Regions from separate parts of the Mus musculus genome. Here regions 1 and 3 are each linked to region 2. The links are chromatin loops, found by intact Hi-C in ENCODE. Cell type or tissue: left cerebral cortex. All regions are shown on one strand.

What was found. Hi-C counts contacts between places; a loop is a spot of excess contacts. Peaks named below come from ENCODE experiments on the same cell type or tissue, not always from the same donor. Only the 100,000 strongest peaks of a DNase experiment are listed, where the experiment ranks them.
Region 1: a loop joins it to region 2, with 3 times the contacts of the local background. A loop is called at or near these places in 24 of 42 quality-filtered maps.
Region 3: a loop joins it to region 2, with 2.5 times the contacts of the local background. A loop is called at or near these places in 19 of 42 quality-filtered maps.

What each region holds. Positions count from the first base shown.
Region 1 is chr17:66,218,993-66,223,992 of GRCm38, reverse strand. No RefSeq gene overlaps it. Among named protein-coding and RNA genes, the nearest start is that of Gm20742, 29 kb to the right of the region's middle. In left cerebral cortex, a CTCF peak has its summit at 2,530 (motif pointing right); a DNase peak (open chromatin) is centred at 2,535.
Region 2 is chr17:66,143,091-66,148,090 of GRCm38, reverse strand. Ddx11 (DEAD/H box helicase 11) reads right to left here. Exons shown (of 27, transcript NM_001348292.1): 15 at 4,865-4,903; 16 at 4,545-4,665; 17 at 4,319-4,441; 18 at 3,801-3,913; 19 at 351-423; 20 at 1-99. Among named protein-coding and RNA genes, the nearest start is that of Ddx11, 22 kb to the right of the region's middle. In left cerebral cortex, no CTCF peak of the experiment used is centred here; a DNase peak (open chromatin) is centred at 2,179.
Region 3 is chr17:66,488,058-66,493,057 of GRCm38, reverse strand. No RefSeq gene overlaps it. Among named protein-coding and RNA genes, the nearest start is that of Gm41608, 16 kb to the left of the region's middle. In left cerebral cortex, a CTCF peak has its summit at 2,887 (motif pointing right); DNase peaks (open chromatin) are centred at 2,575 and 2,861.

The DNA of each region.
Region 1 (5,000 bases), 76 kb before region 2:
TGATTGTCATTTGAGTCCCTCCCGTCCACTTTCCTTCTGTCTCCTTCCCTTCCCACGTGGCCTTTGTCCCTTTGATCCTTTTGTGATGATAAATAAGAAAATATCAGGGGTCTTTGTTTTCCCCCTGGACTCAACCATCAATTCTGAATAAGAACAGACAACTTTTTGTGAGTACGGTTTAAAAAAATCCTGCAGCGCATAATGGGCAACGGGAGCGAAGCAGCGCTGTGGTGTTTCTGTGGCGCCACAGCGCGCTCAGTGCCAAGTGTTGACACCGAGGCTGCATGGCGCACATACTCACATAGAAACGGCAAGACAGGGAAGAATTAAGTTTGTAGGAGGAAATAAGAGATAAAAATTCAGATGACTTCCAACTGCTAGAGCAGGCTTTACTTAATGCCAGAGAGATGGTGCCTCGAATTCTGGCCCTCCATAATCGGGGCCCAGGACCCAGTCACTCAGTGGCCAGGCTTCAAGAGAATGCAATTTATCTATCTCAAGCTGGGATCTTTGTAGCTAAGGATAGGGAAGGGAGAAGGGAAGCTCGTTAGGAACACAGAGGGGAAGTTGGCTGTTTCCCTTAAATAAAATGTCTGCCATCTCTTTCTGTAACTGGTGGGTTTTGGATGGGGGGGTGAGCCGGTGACAAGGTCTGATGTGTTCTGCAACGCTCAGAACGCTGGCTTCCTGCAACGGTGACCTCAGTTTATGGGCCCCAGCCTTTCAAAACCAGTTTGAGCCTGGGAATTTATCTTCAGCCATGACCTTAGAGACTCGGTGGTTCCACAGATGTCATTTTGCTCATCCCTGTAGGTCTTTATTTTACTACTGAGGATAGAACCCTGGGTTTCATGCATACCAGGAAAGTAGTCTACAGTGGAGTTATATCCCTAGCCCTGTGGTATGGTGAACCCTGAGGAAGACGAGCCTTCATCCAAAAGGAGGCACGAAAGGCCTGTACATACTTGTTTTCTGTAGGAAAAGAATAAACTGAGATAAACTCACTTCAAACAAACACCGGAAGATGACGTTGGTTTTTCAGGAAAGTCCTGTAACATACTTTGAGACCCACAGGAAGACACTCATGCCCACACAGGCACTGGTACTGCCAAGCATAATAACTAAGGAGCTCTGGGTTCTGTGGCAGAGCCATCTCTGGGTCTCTGCAGGGATGGCCCAGGAGCTCTGAGCACACCCACATATGAGATGCTGTGACATAAGATGATAATCTTAATCTTAATCTTCGAGCCGTTGGAGAGGAGGGACCCTCAGTTGATAAAATGCCTCCATCAGATCAGGCCGTATGCAAGAATATAGGGCATTTTCTTAATGAATGATTGATTGGGAGGGCCCAATTCATGGTGGTTGGTGGTGCTACCTCTGGGCTGAGCAGTCCTGATGCTTCAACGCTGAACAGTGATAACCCTTCCCTCCCCAAGCTGCTTTTGGCCATGGTGTTTCATCACAGAGATAGTAACCCTGACTACGACACTCACCTAACTGGGCCTTTATAGTCACCGAGGTCCCTATCTTCCCCTCCCTTCCCACGGGCTCTGGCCTTATTCTTTCTCTGCTTCTCTGGGTTTGACTGTGTCCAATATCATGTAGTTGGGATCATGCAATCGAAAGCAGAGTGGAGGTAGGGCATTAAAATAGATCACTTCTTTCCCTCTCATCTGTCTGTCCTGGATGCTTCTCACAACCCATTGATTTCAGAATCTACCATCATATCCCTTGTACAGTCAGGGACTGAATGTGGGTGGGTTTTGCCTTAAAATCCGCAAGAGAGGATCCAAAGATTATATTAAAGACTTGTGGAGGCGGTAGGAAAGACAGAAGGAAAGAGGGAGAAAAGAGACTTCTTTTTTAAAAAAGATTTATTGATTTATTTTATGTATCAGTAGCTGTAAAAATGGTTGTGAGCCATCATGTGGTTGCTGAGAATTGAACTCAGGACCTCTGCTCACTCTGGCCCCACTCACTCCAGCCCAAAGATTTATTTATTATTATATGTAAGTACACTGTAGCTGTCTTCACACACACACCAGGAGAGGGCATTATCGATGCCCAGACACTATTGCTGATGCCAGCACCTGATCAATACAGATGCAGGTACTCACAGGCAAACATCTCATTACAGATGGTTGTGAACCATCATGTGTTTGCTAGGAATTGAACTCAGGACCTCTGGAAGAGCAGTCAGTGCTCTTAACCGCTGAGCCATCTCTTCAGCCCCGAAAAGAGAATTAATTAACTATAGGTGGCTAATCAGTGGAGAATTACCATCCTTATGAACTGTAAATGATTGCCAGGAAGACATGCTGTCTACAAGCTCTGCTTATGTTCCCTGCCAGGCTGAGCAAATAGGATGGAGACCTGGGCTTGCTTCACTGAACGCATTCACAATGGTAGGGGAGACATCATGAAAACGGCCTCTGTGTCTCCAATGACAGACACAACACCGCTCATGAGTTTATGCCACCATATCAGAGACATGAGGATTCACCAAGAAACAGTCGACAAACATCCGCTAGATGGCAGCCTAGGGCAGGAGTGAGAACAACGTGGAGCTGGCTGCCCAGGGACAGAAGAGATGTGAGTGAGAGAAGGGGAAGGAAAACGGGAGGGGCAGTAGGATCAGGTACGGGAAGAGACAGGAAAGAAGTACAGAGGGTGAGGAAATTGAACAGAAATATGTAGCAGTGAGGGATTGGGAACTGGGGAGAGCCACTACAAAGTCCCAGATGCCAGGGAAGCAAGAGGTTCCCAGGACCCAACAGGAATGACATTAGCTGAAATACCCAACAAAGGGGAGAGAGAACCTGTAGAGACCATCTCCAGTAGATAGACATGGCCCCCTGTTGACGGATGGGGCCACCCACCCATCTCAAAAACGTTAACCCAGAATTGCTCCCGTCTAAACGAAATGCAGAAACAACAACAACAAAAATGAAGCAGAGACTGAAGGAAAGAAAAGGCCATCCAGAGACTGCCCCACCTAGGCATCCAGCCCACCCGCAGACACTATTGCCGATGCCAAGAAGTGCTTGCCGACAGAGATCTGGTATGGCTGTCCCCTGAGAGGCTTTGCCAGCACCTGACCAATACAGATGCAGATACTCACAGCCAACCACTGGACTGAGCCAGGGGACCCTAGTGGAAGAGTTAGGAGAAGAACTGAAGGAGCTGAAGGGGTTTGCCACCTCATAGGAAGAACAATATTAACCAAACAGAATATCCCACCCCCCCAGAAACTCCCAGGAACTAAACCACCAACCAAAGAGTACACATGGTGGGATTCATGGCTCCAGCCGCATATGTTGCAGAGGATGACCTTGTCTGGTATCAATGGGAGGAGAGGCCCTTGGTCCTGTTTTTATTTCCTGCTGATATTTCTACATCACATGAATTTTGCAAACACATTATTAGTTTGACAAACATGAAACCAAAAGTGTTCTGCTATAGATTGGGGAAGCGCAGGCTTGGCACATCCACAGAGTCACCGCTAACAGGAGAGTTGAGTCCCAGACAGTCAAATGCTTTTTTTTTTTTTTTTTTTTTTTTTTTTTTTTGCTCAGGACTTAATGTTGGGTTTAGAGACAATAGTTGTAGATTTGAGTCCTTTTTTTAAAAAAAAAAAAAAAAAAAAAACGTGTCTCTACATAATAATTAACTATCCTTCTAAAACTGGAAGGAACACCAAGCTATTTGTTATTCCGACCGTGAAAGCGCGTGAAAGCACTTCTGCTGTCTGCAAAGCAGCACTCCACATTCTCGAGACAGCACGTGGCTCACAGTCAAGCGATGAGCTGTGGCCGGGTAGCACACTGGTTAGGTTTTTTTTTTTTTTTTTTTCCTTGCACTTCTTCACTTTTCATTTCTGATGTCTGTGTAAAGCAGGTGACAACAAAATCCGTCATTTGCAGAGGCCGTCACAGGTAGGTGAGGGTTCTAACACAGAGTGTTTACGGAGTTACCTTTAAGGAATTGCAGGGCCAGGGAAAGGCAGCTTTCTGCCTGTTAGTTCAGGTTCCTTCTCTGATGCTGCTGGGGTGTGAAAAGTGCCCAATAAGTGCAGCTCAGAAGAGGAGGCGGGGCCAATATGTGCAGCTCAGAAGAGGAGGCGGGGCCAATATGTGCAGCTCAGAAGAGGAGGCGGGGCCCTCAGCAGGCTCCTCAAGCACTGGATGTTCTTCCTTTACATTTGTCTGCAGGGGAGAGTGAATGGGGACAAGAAGTGGAGCCCAGAAGGTCGGGAGTCCTCAGAAAAGGCCAGAGGGCTAACATGTCCCCTCCTAAGCTGTCCCCCTCAGTCAGTGTGTCCTGACAGCTGCCCTGTGAGGCACGCATGTGATTTCTTTTTTTAAAAAAAAATTTTTTTTTCATTTTGCATGTATGAGTGTTTTGTCTGCTTGTATGACTATACACCACTGCAGTGAGGAACTAGAAGAATGTGTTGATCCGCTGGAGCCGGACTGTCAAGTGATCATTAGCCACAGCATAGGTGCTGGCCCTCTGCAAGAGCAGCCAGGGCACATAACCAATGCACTGCCTTGCCAGCACACCCATATGATCTTATTAAGGATAAACTCAAATGCCAGATTAATTTGTGGGTTATCTTCTTCCATTTTGATTAAATATATTCCTTCGGCATGGACAAAAGTTTGCTAAGTGGATAAAAAGAGTAGCCCATAGTTTTCTCCGAGGAATCTCATGGGATAGCCTGAGTTCTCGCCATGCCACTCAGATTGACCTAAAATTTAAAATATGTACAGTGTTTATTTCTGAAAATTTCCATTTCAGATTTATTTTCCTTTTGAAAAGGGTTACTTTTAACTCTGTATATGTGGGTGTCTCTGTGTGAGGGCACACATATATGTGTGCAGGTGCCTATAACGACCCATAGATGGCCCTAGGTCAACGTGGAACTAGAGTTACAGGCCATTGTGAGTCCCTGGACTTGAGTGCTGGAACCAAATTCAGACCATCTCCAAGAACAG
Region 2 (5,000 bases):
GAGGCAGCTCTCTTCTCTGGTAGGTGAATTCCAGCTGCTGGTTAGAGGGCCCACTGCATATAATAAGGGGCAAGATGTTGTCTGGAGGGATCACGTGACCTGGCGATATCAAAGGAAGGCTGAAAACTAGGGTGCAGGTAGGGCAGTTTCTCAAATCATTTCTCCAACTAGGAGCAACAATTTTAAATGCACTTAGCTCTTCACTGCACTGACACAACTAGTGTAAACAATATGGTGAGCAGAGCTCAGGACCTGAGTCTAGGGAAGTGTGCTGGAGCAAGCCCACTAAGGTACCAATGAAGTGGTGTCCTCTACCTTTGCCCCATCTACCCACCACACAGTTGGCTTACCACAGGAAAACTCCACCACTCGCCCCGCTTCTACTCCAGAACATGCCAGCAGCTGCTCCCGAAAGTCAGACATCTGCAGCAATAACATCAGGGCCTTGTGACCTCAGAGCCTGGGGTTGTGTGCTCTTGTAGTGAATGTAAGAGAAGTCTGGGATAAGAGGCAAACCCAGTCAACAAAAAGGAACAGCCGGCTAATGACCCAAGCTAAAAGAAAACAACCGGTATCCAGTGTGGACAGAAAACTTAGAGAAGAGCAGTGACGGAAGTGTCAGGTCTTTCTACATGTTCAAATCAAGAAGAGGGAGGAACACTACCTACAATACACAAAGAACTGGACAAATCAAACAAATCAAACAATGCAGTCAGGAAACAGAGTAACAAAACGAACAGCCCTCAACACAGGAAAAAAAATGGCCAATAAACATATGAAGAAATGCTCCCTCTTACCAGCCACCGGAGAAATGAAAACCAAAGCTACGTTCAGACTCCTGCCTTATCCCAACAGAATGACAGTCAAGGCTTAGAAATCTTCAGGAAGAGGGGAACATGGATTATGAGAGCCACAGGTGGAAGATAACATCAAGGGAAATGTTTCAGGACACATCAGGGCAGGTGACTGTGACAGATGAAATCCAGAGCAAACTCAAGGCAGTCAGAACTCCAGCATGGAGGTGGGATGGTGGGGACAAAGTCCCATCACTAACTGAGGAACTACTAGACCCTGACAACTGCTGCAAGGGGGAAAGCCAGTCTTCTTTAATGATGTGAGCCTCTAGTAAGTTGATCACATAAACACAGAAAGAACTCACTAGAGACTGACTGGGCAACACAGAATGGGCTGATGGAGAGAGGAGCTGAGGGAGAGGTGAGTTTGTTCAAAACACATCAGATCAATGTCTCAAACAATAGGAATAGAGTTTAAATGGCAAGAAAAGAGAACAAAGAATTCTGGCAAGGATGTGGACAACAGGCCTGAGACATGGCTGATGGGAATGTGAGCTGGTCTAGCCACCGTGGAAGTCAGTATGCAGCCTTCCCAAAACAAAACACACTGAAAATGCATCTTCCATATGTGCAGCTGAATAAGAAAATGAAATAAAAGGAGGAGGGCATGGCAAGGATTCTTGCTGTAGATATAAGGGAGAAAGCAGGCTGAGGGAAGAGTCCAGGCTGAACATGGCCAGCTGACTAAAGCGGACTGTGAGAGGGGAGACTGGACGGAGAGCAGGAGAGGAGCGGGGGCTAAGACGAGTGAGTTATACAGGATTCAAGCTGGGGAGAAGGGAAAAGGAAGCCTAGCTGCTAGAAGGAAGAGTTTGAGGGTAGTGGCAGGGTGGAGTACTGGGAGGAATCACAGGTACTAAAGGATTCAAGAGCTAGCACTTTGATGTGTTAACAGCCATTTAACCATTTGTCTCGGGATTCTGAGACCTAACACCAGCTCTACTACTCCAGAATACTGAGCCAAAGGCCTCCAACATAATCACAGAAGTATTCCACATCAGGGCTCACCGCTGTATTGAACACCAACCCAATTAGTAAAATAAACAAGATATCCATCAACAGAGGCTTGGACAAAAAAAAAATAAATAAAATGTGGTATACAAGACATGTTTTGTTTTACTGGGCAGTGATGGCACATGCCTTTAATCCCACCACTTGGGAGGCAGAGACAAACGGATGTCTTGAGTACAAGGCCAGCCTGTTCTACAGAGCAAGTTCCAGGACAGGCAGGGCTACACAGAGAAGCCTGTCTCAGGAGAGAGAGGGAAGGAGGCAAATGAGGAAGATCACATTATGTGAATTAAGCTAGCTGCAGTCCTAGATTCTATACATGGCATCGTCACACACAGATGGCACAGTCGACGTGCTGTTGTCTAAGGGAACAACGGGAGGAAAAGGAAGGAAATAGGGAGGAGGGTGAAATACTAGGATACACTCAACATTTATACATAGACAAAATCTTTAATAAAAAAACTTGAGGCCTGGACAGATGGCTCCATGGTTAAGAACCTTCATGGCTTCTGCAGAGGACCTGGGTTTGGCTCCTAGCAGCCACACGGTGACTAAAAAGAGTCTGTAAAGCCAGGCAAGGCCACTCATTACAACTACATAGTAAGAGCTGGGCATGCTGGTGTTTATACCTTTAATCTCAGCACTTGAGAGGCAGAGGCAGACGATTCTCTTGTGAGTTTGAGGGCAAATTCTAGGACAGCAAGGACCTTGTAAAGAGACTGTCTCAAAACAAACACACACACATACACAAAGACTACATAGTAGTGAGACTCCCATTTCAAAAACAAACAAAGCAACAAACAGAACAATAATGGTCATGCACCATGTTAACACCAAATGAATACACACAAATCCAAATCAAAAACTAAACAAATATCTACATGGGCTTGGAATGTGCCTTGACAGTCAAATGTTTGCCTGGCACATACATGGTTCTCAGGTCCATCCACTGTAATACAGAGAACACAACAGAAAAGTCAAAAAAAAAAAAAAATTCTAGTATCCGTTCTAGCAGGTGGCCAAGGCTGGAATCCATGCTTAGGAGCCCAACAGTCTAGACCATAAAATGCTCTCAAGATGAAACAAGGAAACAACCTTTGATCACAGAATTGAGAAAACTAGAGACAATGGGAAAAGAGTGTAAGTATCCAACAAAGCAGGACTGGGGTGAGCAGCACACTGGTGGAATATGACATGTGTGTGGTGAAATGTCACACAGGTCACATTTAAACGCATCACAGAGTGTGCTAGAATAAACATTTGCTCACAAGAATAAACAAACATCTGTACAGAGAAAAAAAGGAAATTATACCAATAATGTAGAAGTGTAGTTTTAAAAACGATGTACATAAATATGCAATAGTACACCATCATTGACCCTTGGTTCATAGAATTCTGATGTTAAAGCTTGTCTTTGACTTTTATATACTAAAACTAACTTTTCTTTTTTTAAAAAAAAGATTTATTTATTATATGTAATTACACCATAGCTGTCTTCAGAAGAGGGTGTCAGATCTCATTACAGATGGTTGTGAGCCACCATGTGGTTGCTGGGATTTGAACTCAGGACCTTCAGAATAGCAGTCAGTGCTCTTAACTGCTGAGCCATCTCTCCAGCCCTAAAACTTAACTTTTCAAAAACCATACAGGTAATGACTTTCCAGGAGATGCTGGTACAGGGATGGAATGAGAGAACAGCATCTCCATGACTGCCTGGGACTACAGAAGAGCATTTTCTCAGAGAAGCCAGCTCCAGCAGCTGCAGAAACACAATAGCCACAGGACTACCACCCCACCAGTCTAAAAGGCAAGGGCAGTGAAATGGCAGTGGCCCCTGGTAGGCACTGCTGAGCCTGCATGCGCTGGCCTATTTGTGTTTAGGGACCCAGAAGACAGAGAAGAGAGACTGATGTGTGTCCTTCCCTGGTACCTTACCGGCTGCATGGTGCCACCTGCAATGACCACTGCTCGGCATTCCTTCACCACCTGGGCAAAGTGCACAGCTGGGTTCAAGAGTAAGAATTTAAGGCTGCTCTGACCCACACTGCCTGAAAGACAGACAAATGGCAAAGGAATAGAGCTGATTAGGCCTGAGAAACCCAGATGACCTGTGGAGGCCAGTGAGCTACCATCCTCCCTCTAAAAGAAAAGCATTTCCCTTGCCATTGGTACCACAGACTATGTGGAAACTCAGGTGCAAAGATAGTCTGGCCAGTGGCACATAACCCTCAGACAACAGAACAAAGATACAGTCCAACCCCATTCTAACCACAACCATGAGATTCTAGCTTCTGTAGGGCCCTTGCCTGAGAGAACTCAGCACCTCTGAAACCCAGTCTCCCGGTCCATTGGTGGCTCCAGCCTAGGAGGCATGTGGTTCCTTCACATACAGAATCAGGCAGTATGATAGAGCCCTTTCAAGCTAGGCCCCTTGGCTACAAGCAGTGGATTACCTTGGCGGTTCACAATAACCCTGCCATCCTGATTGGCTGTGGTGAGAGCTGCCAGGAAGGCCTCGATGTGCATCAGTGGAGAGGCAGGCCGCAGGGCTACAGCCTGGCCCTCCTCCGGGGAGTCTGCAGAAGACGGTAGGATGGGAAAGAGGGCCTTCCTTAGATCGAGTCCATGCTCGCTCAAAGGGCCTGTGTCTGGCTCTCATCGCTCACCCTCCCAGCTCACCCTCAGTAGGCCCTGACTGCAGGCTCTTCAGGAACTGCTGGAAGCCAGCCAGACCTCGGTTTTCCTGAGAGTCTGAGAGGGATGGAAGAACCACTCCGAAACATTCTGTGAAGCCAAAGAGCTGTGTCGGGGACAAGAGAACAGACAAAAATGAGAAGAAACTCTGGATCAGACACCCAAGCCAGCCCACAGCCCATTTCCTCCCAAGCCAGGAATCACTCCACACTATGGACAGTGCAATCAGAAGCCAAGAATCCTCGGGCAGCGGAGTAAGGCAGCAGGGGTTCCCTGGCTCCTTGCTTAAGCAACGGGAAAGGTACCTTCCTGCTGAGCATGCTCTTCTCCAAGTACCGCTGCACCTGCAGAACCATGACAGACTGTGAGAAGGAAGCAAACTGGGGGCTAAATTCAGACGGCCACCCCACACCACTGAAGGAATATGGCTCACTGCCCCCT
Region 3 (5,000 bases), 340 kb before region 2:
GCAGAGGCAGGTGGATTTCTGAGTTTGAGAGGCCAGCCTGGTCTACAGAGTGAGTTCCAGGACAGCCAGGGCTACACAGAGAAACCCTGTCTCAGAAAACCAAAAAAGAAGAAGAAGAAGAAGAGGAGGAGGAGGAGGAGGAAGAGGAGGAGGAGGAGGAGGAGGAGGAGGAAGAGGAAGAGGAAGAAGAAGAAGAAGAAGAGGAAGAAGAAGAGGAAGAAGAAGAGGAGGAAGAAGAGGAGGAAGAAGAGGAGGAAGAAGAGGAGGAAGAAGAGGAGGAAGAAGAGGAGGAAGAAGAGGAAGAAGAAGAGGAGGAAGAAGAAGAGGAAGAGGAAGAGGAAGAAGAAGAAGAAGAAGAAGAAGAGGAAGAGGAAGAGGAAGAGGAAGAAGAAGAAGAAGAAGAAGAAGAAGAAGAAGAAGAAGAAGAAGAAGAAGAAGAAGAAGAAGAAGAAGAAGAAGAAGGAGTGCTTACTGCTCTTGCAAAGGACCTGAATTTGGTTCCTGTCACCTCACAGTCCACAGCTGCCTGTAATCCCCAATTCCAGGGTCTCCTAGGTTTTCTGATCTCTGAAGGGATCTCTGTATTGATATGGTTCACACAGGTACATACATATGGTACACATACACAATGGTACACATAATTCACACAGGCAAACACATCAATAAGAACAATCTTTGTTTTGTGTACTTTGCCAGCATGTGTTATCTGCTCTCTGAGGCTTAAAAGATGGGGATCCCATAGACCTGGAGTTACAGACAGTTGTGAGCTGCTGTGGGGGTGCTGGAATTGAACCTATGTCCTCTAGAAAAAAAAAATATCCAGTGCTCTTAACCACTGAGCCATCCCTCTAGCCCTGAGAAATAAAATTTAAAAACAAAACCCAATATTCAGAGAGGTATTTCAGCTGGTAAAAACAAAACAAAACAAAACAGAAACAAAAACAAAAAAATTAACTCAAGAGGGCTGGAGAGATAGCTCAGTGGTTAAGAGCAGTGACTGCTCTTCCAGAGGTCCTGAGTTCAATTCCCAGCAACATGGTGGCTCACAACCCCAAAGCACACACCAAGGTGGGAGAGAGAGAACCCACAGCAGAACGCTGTCCTTCGACCTTCACACGCACCCAGGAGCACAGGTCATACACCTAATAAAAATAATAAAATAATAAAAATAATAAAAACAAAAGTCTCTGTGGGCAAGGCACATTTCCAAAACCTTGCAAGTTTTGTTTCTTTAAACCTTGGTGCAGCAGGTGCTGGTAACACATGCTTTTAACCCCAACATTTGGGAGGCAGAGACAGGTGGATCTCTGAGTTCGAAGTCAACCTGGTCTAGAGTTGAGGCCCAGGACAGCCAGGGCTACACAGAGAAACTCAGTCTTGGGGCGGGGGGGGGGGGGGGGAGAAGAGTTGGTGCAAGCCCAAACACAGTTCAACAACTAAGCATTAAAACGCCTATTTCAGCCAGGCGTGGTGGCGCACGCCTTTAATCCCAGCACTCGGGAGGCAGAGGCAGGCAGATTTCTGAGTTCGAGGCCAGCCTAGTCTACAGAGTGAGTTCCAGGACAGCCAGGGCTACACAGAGAAACCCTGTCTCGAAAAAAAAAATAAAACAAAAACAAAAAATTAACTCAAGAGGGCTGGAGAGATGGCTCAGCGGTTAAGAGCAGTGACTGCTCTTCCAGAGGTCCTGAGTTCAGTTCCCAGCAACCACATGGTGGCTCACAACCATCTGTAATGGGATCTGATGCTTTCTTCTGGTGTGTCTGAGACAGTGACAGTGTACTCACATATATGAAATAAGTAAGTAAATCTTTTTTAAAAAATTAACTCAAGAGAAACTAAACCCAACATAGATTCTAAACCATAAATATGACATCTAAAGCTAAAACTCCTCTCCTGGGGGCTGGGGAGATGGCTCAGTGGTTAAGAGCACTGACTGCTCTTCTGAAGGTCCTGAGTTCAAATCCCAGCAACCACATGGTGACTCACAACCATGCATAATGAGATCTGATGCCCTCTTCTAGGTGTCTGAAGACAGCTACAATGTACTTAGATATAATAATAAATCTTAGAAAAAAATTCCTCCTGGGGTAGATTATAGAATTAAAGGACAATGCATGGTGGCGCACGCCTTTAGTCTCAGCACTTGGGAGGCAGAGGCAGGTGGATTTCTGAGTTTGAGGCCAGCCTGGTCTACAAAGTGAGTTCCAGGAGAGCCAGGGCTATACAGAGAAACCCTGTCTCAAAGAAAAAAAAAAGAAAGAAAGAAAGAAAGAAAGAAAGAAAGAAAGAAAGAAAGAAAGAAAGAAAGAAAGAAGGAAAGAAGTCCCAGTTTGCTTTTGAGTATTGGTCTCCTTGATATCCTTTCCCCTTGCATTAACCTGTTTTACAAAAGCCAATATGAGAACCCTGAATATCAAGACCTGGCGTCATCTCACATTTGATCATCTCCATTGGCTTTAGAATCTTCCAGCAGACATGAGCCCGTCCTACCGTCTGCCTGGTGCCTTTTAAACATACGGATTGTTCTTAATCATCCTCACGGCTTGCCCACACGCCAGGCTGTTGCAGTGTGAGCACAAGCTTCAAATCTGATGTTCAGCTTTATCACAAATCCACACAGTGCAAAACCCTTTCCCGGCTTCATCCCTAGGCAGAGAGCAGCAAAGCCCCTGATCAGGCTCCCTGGCGTTCTTTGCTGTGCTCTGGTGTCCAGCCTTCACCTGACGTGACATAACCAAGCTTTTCTAGAATCTGGTATTACCCAGGACAAGGGGTGGTATCGGATGCACCTTAAGCCTGAATTTGTGTGTGTCTTTTCTGTGCCTCAGGTGAAGGCTTCCTTCATCTCATCCCCTGGACTTGGTTTTGCTGCTGCAGTAATGCAAAGGTACCACTAGGTGGAGGCAGAGCATCAGTGATTGTATCGCAAGCATGGTTCTGTAAACTCATTTCCAAATACAATCTTGACCATGTTACACTGTATGTAAAGTGAATGCATAATTAAAACTTATAGATGGAGTATCACATATGATCGATAAGGGTAACGTGTTTTTGTTAGACTCTAGATCTTTGCAATAGTTTTATCTAATAAATTCCATTTGAACATAGAGACAATTTCCTAAATACAGGACTGAAGATTTTAGACATAAAGACATTCTAAGCCACGCAGTGATGGCGCACGCCTTTAATTCTAGCACTTGGGAGGCAGATGCAGACGTATCTCTGAGTCTGAGGCCAGCCTGGCTCACAGAGTGTGTTCCAGGACAGCCAAGGCTGCACAGAGAAACCCTGTCTCTGGACAAATAAACAAAATATCTAGAAGTATACAGGGTATGGTATGCAGATATACAACGTATGATAACAATCTTAAAGGTAATTCTTTGAGTAAAACAATTTTTTTTTAAGATTTATTTATCTATCTTATGTATGCGGGTACATTGTCACTGTCTTCAGACACACCAGAAGAGGGCATCAGATCCCATTATATATGGTTGTGAATCACCATGTGGTTGCGGGAATTGAACTAGGGACCTCTGGAAGGGCAGTCAGTGCTCTTAACCACTGAGCCATCTCTCCAACCCAAGTAAAATGTTTTTTATTGTTTTGTTTATGTTTTTCCTAAGTACTATTTAAGGAAGACAACTGTTTTTGTTTGGTTTTAGGGTGTGTGTGTTTGTCTGTCTGTCTGTTTTGATGTAGGGTCTAGCTGTATGCAGCTCAGAAGGGCCTCAAACTTACCTCAGCTTGTCCCAGCCTCCCAAGAACAGGAAGCCTGTGTCTGAGTCCCAGGTCAGACTGTTATTACTAAATCAACGTGGCACTTGCTTTTCCTCTCATTCTTTTCCATTTGTGTGTGTGAGAGAGAGAGAGTTATATGTGCATACATGAAGTCATGGGGTGTGCACACGCATGTTCATATGGTCATGGGGGTGTGCACATGCATGTTCATATAGTTATGGGGTATGCACATGCATGTTCATATGGTCATGGGTGTGCACATGCTTGTTCATGTGGTCATGGGGGGTGCATGTGCTTGTTCATGTGGTCATGGGGTGTGTACATGCTTGTTCATGTGGTCATGGGGGGTGCATGTGCTTGTTCATGTGGCCATGGGGGGTGCACATGCTTGTTCATGTGGTCATGAGGTGTGCACATGCTTGTTCATGTGGTCATGGGGGGGGGTGCATGTGCTTGTTCATGTGGTCATGGGGTGTGTACATGCTTGTTCATGTGGTCATGGGGGGTGCACATACTTGTTCATGAGATCATGGGGGTGCACATGCATGTGAATGTATGAATGCTTGCGAAGACGCAGGTTGACATGGGAGACATCCCTAATTTTCTACCTTATTCAATGAGGTTGGGTCTCTTGGTCACACCCAGAGCTCGCCTATAGTGCTAATCTCCCTTAGTGAAGCACCCTGACTCTTCTGTCTGGGCTGGAGTTACAGACCAGCCACCATGCTCCTCAAACATGGGTACTGGGGGGAGGGAGGGCATCTCAATCCCCTTGAATGCATGGCAAGCATTTAACCTCTCTGAGCTATCTCCCAGTCCCACTTTGTAAATGTATAGATCATACTTGGATGTGACTGTGAGCCATAGCAGATAGGTCTCAGGAGCAATGGAGGAGAAGAATGACAGAGACAGGAGTGCTATGGGTAAAAAAAAAAGCTCTGTGAGCCAAACGGGGGCTGGTTCAGAGGCTATTTCTAACAACAGAATGGATTGTATACACGGGAGATATATTATACATACACACACATATGCATTGCATGTACACATACAATGTGTTTCTGAGAGTGGAAAACTCAGAGCCTGGCTGGGGCTCAGGGTAGAGTTAGGGTCCCACTGACCCCAGCTAGCAGCATAGTGTTCTCAGAGAGCAAGGAAGGGAGTCTAAATCTGTCCCAGTTTCTCTTCTGAGGACTTGGAGTTAGGCAGAAAATGTGCTAGGAGAGGCCCCAAGTTGGGGTGAGGAGCGAACAGGAAGCAGG